Linked DNA regions of Homo sapiens: all the other regions are linked to region 2. A link is a contact called in ENCODE Hi-C or POLR2A ChIA-PET data. All regions are on one chromosome and are shown on one strand. The core of a region is the stretch at or near the end of the contact, and the rest is flanking DNA. Distances in the headings are between cores, read along the strand shown. Region 1 holds the start of SPTLC1 (serine palmitoyltransferase long chain base subunit 1). Region 2 holds the start of CKS2 (CDC28 protein kinase regulatory subunit 2). Region 3 has its middle 76 kb from the start of MIR3910-2.

The links. A loop is a pair of places that touch in the nucleus more often than their neighbours do. ChIA-PET counts read pairs that join two places held with the same protein, here RNA polymerase II (POLR2A). Pooled maps may share reads with other maps.
Region 1: a loop to region 2 is called in a map of CD8-positive, alpha-beta T cell, with 12 times the contacts of the local background. The contact joins the promoter of SPTLC1 here to the promoter of CKS2 in region 2. A Hi-C loop is called at or near these places in 6 of 168 maps with a recorded cell type or tissue (CD4-positive, alpha-beta T cell, CD8-positive, alpha-beta T cell, ascending aorta and 3 more), 1 of 37 single-sample maps with no recorded cell type and 22 of 50 pooled maps. POLR2A ChIA-PET finds 5 or more read pairs at or near these places in 2 of 52 experiments (H1 and PC-9).
Region 3: a pooled map shows a loop between it and region 2 (19-fold over the local background). The contact joins the enhancer-like site here to the promoter of CKS2 in region 2. A Hi-C loop is called at or near these places in 4 of 37 single-sample maps with no recorded cell type and 7 of 50 pooled maps.

The regions. Positions count from the first base shown.
Region 1 is chr9:92,113,965-92,116,664 of GRCh38, forward strand. It overlaps SPTLC1 (serine palmitoyltransferase long chain base subunit 1), which reads right to left and starts at 1,449. Exons shown (of 15, transcript NM_006415.4): 1 at 1,350-1,449. The coding sequence starts at 1,406. RefSeq lists an enhancer at 1,952-2,011.
Region 2 is chr9:89,309,737-89,312,551 of GRCh38, forward strand. CKS2 (CDC28 protein kinase regulatory subunit 2) reads left to right here and starts at 1,459. Exons shown (of 3, transcript NM_001827.3): 1 at 1,459-1,615. The coding sequence starts at 1,557. It overlaps MIR3153 (microRNA 3153), which reads left to right and starts at 2,489; the gene lies at 2,489-2,570. It overlaps LOC105376136 (a long non-coding RNA gene), which reads right to left and starts at 1,066. Exons shown (of 3, transcript XR_930101.4): 1 at 1-1,066. RefSeq lists a silencer at 765-994 and enhancers at 1,005-1,294, 1,965-2,014.
Region 3 is chr9:91,710,843-91,713,669 of GRCh38, forward strand. No RefSeq gene overlaps it. Among named protein-coding and RNA genes, the nearest start is that of MIR3910-2, 76 kb to the left of the region's middle. Within about 2 kb of position 1,334, at least 7 of the 41 ENCODE cell types and tissues checked have a DNase peak (open chromatin) inside an H3K27ac peak, as active enhancers do.

The sequences.
Region 1 (2,700 bases), core at 199-2,698, 2.8 Mb after region 2:
TTTAAGTTAAATTAAAAATTCAGTTGCAGCTGGGTGTGGTAGCTCATGCCTGTAATCCCAGCACTTTGGGAGGCCAAAGCAGGAGGATTACTTGAGGCCAGGAGTTCGAGGCCAGGCTGGGCAACACAGCAAGCCCCCGTCTCTATTAAAAAAAAAAAAAGATTAGTTGGGCATGGTGGTATGTGGTCCCAGCTACTCGGGAGTCTGAGGTGGGAGGATCGCTTGAGTCTGGGAGGTCAACGCAGCAGTGAGCTGATCGCACCACTGCACTCTAGCCTGGGCGACAGAGTGAAACCCTGTCTTTAAAAAATAAAATAAAATAAAATAAGTTCTTCAGTGCCCAATGAATAGCTCTGCAAGACAGCACGGGGACTCTCAGTTATTAAATGAATGAACACTAAGATTGACATTCTGGTTTCTTATTATCTTATGTATCTGAAATAACTAGGCTTCAAAAAACTCTTAACTATTCTTCCTTTAAAAGTCTACGGCCAGGTGCAGTGGCTCAAGCCTATAATCCCAGCACTTTGGGAGGCCAAGGCGGGCGGATCACCTGAGGTCGGGAGTTCGAGACCAGCCTGACCAACATGCAGAAACCCCGTCTCTAATAAAAATACAAAATTGGCCGGGCATGGTGGCACATGCCTGTAATCTCAGCTACCTGGGAAGCTGAGGCAGGAGAATCGCTTAAACCCGGGAGGCGGAGGTTGTAGTGAGCCGAGATCACGCCCTTGCACTCCAGCTTGAGCAACAAGTGCGAAACACCGTCTCAAAAAAAAAAAACAAAAATAAATAAATAAAAATCGACTAAACTAGTTGTATCTTTATAAGACAGAAAACTGATGTACGCAGAAGAATGACAAACTATTTTTTATTCACAAATCCTAAGTCACTTGATTTCTTTTCGACAAAAACAAACTCCAATTTATTACAATTTTATTCCCCAACGAACTGTACCGTAGTTCCAAAGAGCTGACTTCCTTAGGACCTTCCCAGACGAAGGTGTTCCACTCATTTTCACCACTCCGTTTTATCGTCCGTCTAAACTCTGGTTTTTGCAGACCTGTCTCCTGCGTCCCCTTACACGTGTTCCTTTCCGGAGCTTCCAGGGGACCCGGAGCATAAGAATTCAAACCGAGACCCTCAGTCCCAGCCCCCGCCCCCGCCCGTTCCTCCCTACACTCAACCGCTGGGACTAGAAGCTCCCGGCAGTCCTTCCAGCAAGAGGCACCGAGTCTGGGCGTGACCGAGCCAGTCCCGCCGAGGTCTCAGGCCACAAATCCACACGCGTCCTCCCACCCTCCCCGGGCCCGGGTGTGGTCGCGGACCGCTAATGGCGCGGAGCCCACCTCGTAAAGCGCCTGTACCATCTCCACCAGAACCCACTGCTCCGTGGCGGTCGCCATAGTTAGCCGCTTCCTTCCGGAAGGCGGGTCACAAGCGCGTCCCAAAAGTGCGCGTCGCTGCTCAGTGTCGTTATCACCTCCGCAGAGGGCGGGGCGGCGGAGCGCTGGGCACCGCCTACTCGCACTTGCGCACTGGTTGACAGGAGGCTGGACGGGGTCAGGTGGGATGCCGCAGTTTTTCCAAGAATTGTTTACCTTGTGTCCTATTACCCTCCCTGCTGGATTCAGGATGGAGAAAGTAGTAATGAACGGGCCTTACACTTGGTCATCAGCTGGGCGCAGAGAGTTAAAATGATTGCAATACGTTTACTTTATTTTTTTTTTTTTGAGACGGAGTTTCGCTTTTGTTGCCCAGGCTGTAGTGCAATGGCGTGATCTCGGTTCACCGCAACCTCCGCCTCCCGGGTTCAAGCGATTCTCCTGCCCCAGCCTCCCGAGTAGCCGGGATTACAGGCGTGGGCTACCACGCCTGGCTAATTTTGTATTTTTAGTAGAGACGGGGTTTCTCCATGTTGGTCAGGCTGGTCTCAAACTCCTGACCTCAGGTGATCCGCCTGCCTCGGCCTCCCAAAGTGCTGGGATTAGAGGCGTGAGCCACCGCGCCTGGCCAATACGTTTACGTTTAGTAGCATAAGTAATCCAGCAATGCATTATCATTAAGAAATGCATAATTATACACAAAAATAGCCAACCCATATAGCACTTCCTGTTTTGTCAGACATAGGCCAAGGCTTTGCAGGTATTAAATCATATAGCAGTTTGGTAAAGAACCTTTTAGAGCCTTCCAATGCATATGCAAACAGTATGCACGCGCACATACTTAATTGGATTGGATTTCTTAAATATAATTGAGATCATAGGGACAAGACTTTTCTACAACTTTTTTTAAATTTTTTTTCTAGCATTTTTTTCCTAATATATCTCATATTTAATGGCTGAAGACTTCCATGGAATAATTTATGTATATTCATCGTTCCATTTTATGTAAACGTTTCCCTATTGGTGAATACTTATGTTGTTCCCACCTTTCCCCTATTACAAATAATGCTGCCATAACTGTCGATGTTCCTTGTGTGTATATCTTTCTGTGCATGTTGGAGTTTTTCTGACCAGTTTTTTCAACATGGGATATATCTGAAGACTATGCACGTTATTAATTTTGATAAGTACTGCCAAAATGGCTCAACCAATTAAAATAATTTGGAAGTTTTTCTATGCTCTAGTCCATGATGGATATTATCAATCTTTTAAAAAAATTTGCCAGTTTAATGGAGATAAAATGATACCTCACTAT
Region 2 (2,815 bases), core at 209-2,708:
TCGGGAGGTAATCAAGATTAGATGGTCATGAGGGTGGGGCCCTCACCCATGGAGATTATAAATGTCCTTAGCCGGCCTGTCTCACTTGTTCAGAAACCGGAAAAGTCCGTGGTCTGCAGTGTGGAAAAGGGCACCCGGACCTCTTACTTCCAGCCTCTAGTCTGGAAACTTTGTCTAAGGTACCCCATCTACATTACTTAGTCACAGCCACCCTGAACCCACTAGCCTGTACTGCGCTGGAGCATTTCGCATAAAATGAAATTAACATAAAAATGACACGTGCTCGTTGTGGAAAAAATACCAAAAAGATCACTTTTAATTCTGTCATCTAAAAATAACCACCAGTTACATTTATAAATTTCTTCCAGTAACTTTTTTATATGAACATGTTTTTAAACTTGGGTCAATATTAAAAGACCAGAAGTTGTTAAACATCATTTTAAATCCCCTTATCCAGGAATTAGCATTGTTATTCTTGGCCGCAGCAGAATATTATTTTATTCCCTCAAGCTTTCCATGGCTTGGGTCTGCCCTGGTTTTGAACATTAGGTTAGGCTACAGAAAGCATTCTGGGTCTCTGGCCCATTTGTTTCTTTCTTTGTGGAGACGGGGTCTGGCTCTGTTGCTCAGGCCTGTCTGGAACTCCTGGGCTCAAGCGACACTCCACCTCGGCCTCCCGAGTGGCTGGGACCACTGGCGCCCGCCGCCACCGCGCCGGCTCCGGGCCTCTCTCTACGCGTGGCTCCGCAGGCTCCATTCTCCACACAGTCGTCTAGGGGGGCGCCAGGAGCCCCGCGACGGGCCAGGCCGGAAGCTCAGCAAGTGCACCAGGCGGCGAAACGGCCGGCTGCGCAGGGCAGCCCCGGACACAGCCACGCCGCGGCCGCCCGGCGCTCCCCCGACCCAGCCGACCACGAAGCCGCCCTCCCCCTCACACCGCAGAACCTTTCTGCCTTTTACTACTTTTCAAAGTGGACCTAGGCTCCTGGCTCGAGCCTGAGGGGATACAAGGGATCACGAGGAGCGCCATCACCGTGCAAGGTCGACAGCTTCCGCTCAAAGCCCTGTGGCCCACGCTTCCGGCCTCGACCGACTACGTCATCACCAAACCCCGTGATACCTCACTCCACCTTCAGGTCCTCCGTCCCAACGGTTCCGTGTCCTGGAACTTTCCACGTTCCTGCGCACGCGCTCTGCGGCCCTTAACGTCCCGACTTCGCCCTCCTCTGGCCACGCCCCTGCCCGTTAAGGGCCCTGCCACCCCCGTGACGTACCTATCTTCCCTCGGGCAACCTCGCAACAGATCTCTGATTGGCTGACCCAGGAAGCGGACTTTGCGAGGCGGCGGCGACGATAGGCTGGCAGCCGGCCGACTTCCGCAGAAGGTGATTGGTCGGCGCTGCTGTCCAATCGGCGGCGGGCTGTCGGATTCAAATCCGGATCGTTGGGACTGCGGTCGTTAGTCTCCGGCGAGTTGTTGCCTGGGCTGGACGTGGTTTTGTCTGCTGCGCCCGCTCTTCGCGCTCTCGTTTCATTTTCTGCAGCGCGCCAGCAGGATGGCCCACAAGCAGATCTACTACTCGGACAAGTACTTCGACGAACACTACGAGTACCGGTGGGCGCCTTTCTTAGACCCCGAGCCGGCTCCCTCAGCCGGGGCCCCCGCGGGCGGGGCGACCCAGGCATAGTAGGGTCGGGGGTGGGGGCCGGGGCCTGGGGGGCGGAGCCCGGGGCCGGAGGGCGAGGGCCGGGGTTTGGGGTCGCGGCCACCTGGCGCCCCGCGCAGTCGGACATGGTTGGGTGCCTGGCCGCGCCGGGCCGGTTGGGCCTTTGTTCGGTGTGCGCGGAGGGTGAGGGAAGAGTGCCCACCGGGCCGCATTTAGTACCTGGGTAGGAACCGGCGCAACTTGGGGGTCATGGGGTCCTCGGCGACGCGGAGTGACCATCCCGTCACTTTTTTCTCGGCCGTGGCCGAAGTAATTAGGCCGTTCAGTAGCTGGTCTCAGTTCCAGTTCTTTGAACCAGTCCAGGAAAACCCACCTGGTGCCGTCCTTTTTCCTTTAGCAACCGTGACACACTTTCCCTGTCGCTGACGGGGTGATGCAGCTTTTACTAGTTTGTGGTTTAGAATGGTCAAATGGTCATTTTCATCTGTTAACACAGAGGAACACTTTTCTTTTTCTTGTTTTTGAAGTGAGTGGTATAAGAATAAGCTTTGGAGGCGACCCCCCGAAAAATGAGCTTGATGGGGATTCGAAAATGTTTACTGGGTATGGTGATTTGGGCCATTATAGGTTAGCCGCAGTCATACAATTGAGGGTATTATTAAAGGAGTTTCATTTTAAGGCCGATTAAGAACTTGAGTGGACTTTGGGCATCATTTTCTGCTAGTATACACTGGCCAAATTTTGGGCTTTGAGAAACTTTTGCGTTTGAGTCCTGAAGCACCGTACTAGAACATGGTGGCTGTAATCGATCAGTAAAATTAGACAAATTTTAAATGTCCCTGTCCCCTTCCCCCCAATTAAAGTAGATTGGGGGAAAGCGAGTAGGGACATTTAAAATTTGTTGTCCTTACTGTATGCGGGACACTTCATTTAGGGCGTGGCTTCAGAAAACAGTCAACCCCTTTTTCTTAACTAGGTAGCGACTAGAACGCTGCGTTCTGGGATACTACCAAGATTTAGGGGAGATAAAGCCCATGCCATCGTTGGCCAAATTGTGACCTTGTTTTCTGTCTGCTGCCTTTGTAGGTTAGATTTCTCCGAATGCTATTTAAGGAAGAAAGAACAAAACAGTGGGTGGTTTCTCTTTT
Region 3 (2,827 bases), core at 84-2,583, 2.4 Mb after region 2:
TGGTGTGTGATGTGTGGGTGGTGTGTGTAGGGTTTGTCTGGTGTGTGTGTGTTGTGTGGTTTGTGTGTGTGTGGTATATGTGCTGTGTATGTGCATTTGTGTATATGATGTGTTTGGTTTGTGTGTGGAATGTATGTATATATGTATGTTTGTGTGATGTGTGTTTTTGTGTGAGGTGTGTATGGTGTGTATGTGTTTGTGTGTGGTGTGTGTGTGTGAGGTGTGTGTTTGGTGTTTGTGGAGTGTATGTATGTGATATGTGTGTGGAGTGTATGTGTATGGTGTGTGTGATGTGTGTAGTATGTGAGGTGTGTGTGTGGTGCATGTTTGCGGTGTGTGGTGTGTGATGTGTGTGGTGTATGTGTGTGGTATGTGAGGTGTGTGTGTGGTGTTTGTGGTATGTGTGAGGTTGTGTGAGGTGTGTGGTGTATGTGTGGATGGTGTGTGAGTTGTGTATGTGATGTGTGGTGTTTCTGGAGTGTTTGTGTGTGTGCACATGTGTGTGCTGTATGTGTGGTGTGTGTGTGTAATTTGTGTGCGAGGTGTGCAAGGTGTGTGTGTTATCTGTGATGTGTATGTGGCGTGTGTGATATGTGAGCGGTGTGTATGGTATGTGTGAAATGTGTGGTGTGTATATGTTATGTATGTGTCTCTGGTATATGAGGTGTGTGTGTGTAGTGTGTGTGTGGTGTGGGTTGATGTGGTGTGTATGTGTGTGGTGTGTGCAAGATGTGTGTGGTGTGTGTGGTGTGTGTGTATAAGTGTGCATGTGAATGTGTATATGGTGTGTGTGTGAATGTGTGTGGTGTTTGCAGAATACGTGTCTGTGTGTGGTGTATGTGTGTATGAGTCTGTATGGTGCTGAAGGTGTGTGTGGTGTGTAAGTGTGTGTGGTGTGTGTGGAATGTGTGTGGGGGTGTGGGTGTGTGCAGTGTGTATGAGTGTGTGGTGTGTGTGGTGTATGTGTGGTGTGTGTGTATGAGTGTGTGTGGTGTGTGTGGAACGTGTGTGTGGGTGTGGGTGTGTGTGGTGTATGTGTATGTGTGGTGTGTATGTGTATGGGTATGTGTGGAATATGTGTGGGTTGTGTGTGTGGTGTATGTGTATGGGTGTGTGTGTGGTATGTGTGGTGTCTGTGTGGAATGTGTGTGGTGTGTATGTGTATGGGTATGTGTGGAATGTGTGTGGGGTGTGTGTGTGGTGTATGTGTATGGGTGTGTGTGTGGTATGTGTGGTGTGTGTGAAATTGTGTGTGTGGTGTATGTGTATGAGTATCTGTGTATGTGTGTGGGGACAATTATTTATGGAGCACCTACGCTCTTCACCAGCAGTGAACACAAGAGAGGGGGAAACCCTGCTCTGGGGACGTCACCTCCCATGATGCCATTCGCAGTTGGGGACCAACTTCCTCCATTTGTGGCTTTCACTCTGAGAATGCCTCAACACGCAGGTTTCTCCACCGATTGGTATTTACACCCCCCACTTTAAACTGCTTTCCTGCCCTTTTTTCTGGCTGTGACTAGAATTATTTTTAGGGAAAAGAGAGAAGGATCTGGATGAATGAATTAATTAGAATTCATTTTCTAGTGGCATTTCTCCCAGTTCCTTCATTTCTGCTTGAAGGACAATTAAGGGTTCCGGTGTGGCTAATCATGTGGATTAAGAGTGGCTTCTTGTCTCCCATACAAATCCAAATGACTCACCACCAGTCATTTTTCCCGCTTTCTATGATCCTGAGATCCTAACTTCACTAACTGGGAAGTTACAGTTTTCAGAGATGCATTTTTTTTTTAAATAATGAGAGTGACTTTCTCAGTTTTATGTTACACTCTCTTGGCAAATAAGCTGCCTGTGCTGCTGTAGCCTGCACATTTTTGTTTGCAGTTAAAGAGGATGAAGAAGCCATCACCGGGTTCAGGTGCAGACACCTTTTTAGATGATTCTTAGTTACAGTGATTTTTAGAGGCACAGTTGATGACTAGTGGAAAGGCTTTCCGACCAGACTCTTTAAACTACCCACTCAGGCCAAGGAATCCCCCTCACCAGCTGCGTTTTCCTCAGGGAACTGAGCTTCCCAACCCTGTAGAATGTACTTCCCTTCCCTTCATGTGTCTGTTTGGTTCTCTGCCCCATCCCTGTGCCCAGAATAGCACCAGGCCTCCAGCAGACTGAGATCTCCATCTGTGGTCCAGGTTAATCTAATAATCTCACATCGGATCAGTTTGACCATCGGGATTTCTGTGGTCTAGTCTCTAATACCGCATGTCTGCATTTGGGATAGAGCATTTCACCCACAATTTAACCAAAAAATGCTGTTCCAAATAATCGTGTTGGCCACAGTATATTAAACACGCAGCTTTCCTAATAAGCACTTTAGTTTTCTTGCACATACAAGGAAGAGATTGGGTTTTTATATAGACTAGGTTATTTCAGCAAAAAAAAAAAAAAAAAATCCCGAAGGGATAATCAAGTTAATACAATTTGTTAAAAGGGAACACTACATGTGCAATGAGTTTGCATATTTATAGAACCCACATAATAAAGCCAGCTTTTACCAGATCACTTTCCCTTGTAAACATGGTCAATTGTATCTTGTAGGAAAGAAATGTAACAGTTATGTTAAACTAATGAAGTTCACATTGAAAACTATTTTAGGTAACTAGAAGTTTACTCTTACTGCATAATAACTAAAACTCGAAGAAAATTTACCTGAAATTAAAAAAGAAAAGCGTTGCTCGCTTTTATGGGACCACTTGCCTTAGAGAGGGAGCCCCCACAACACGTGAGTCTCCTCCCACCCCGTCCATGGACCTCCGTGCCAGCAGAG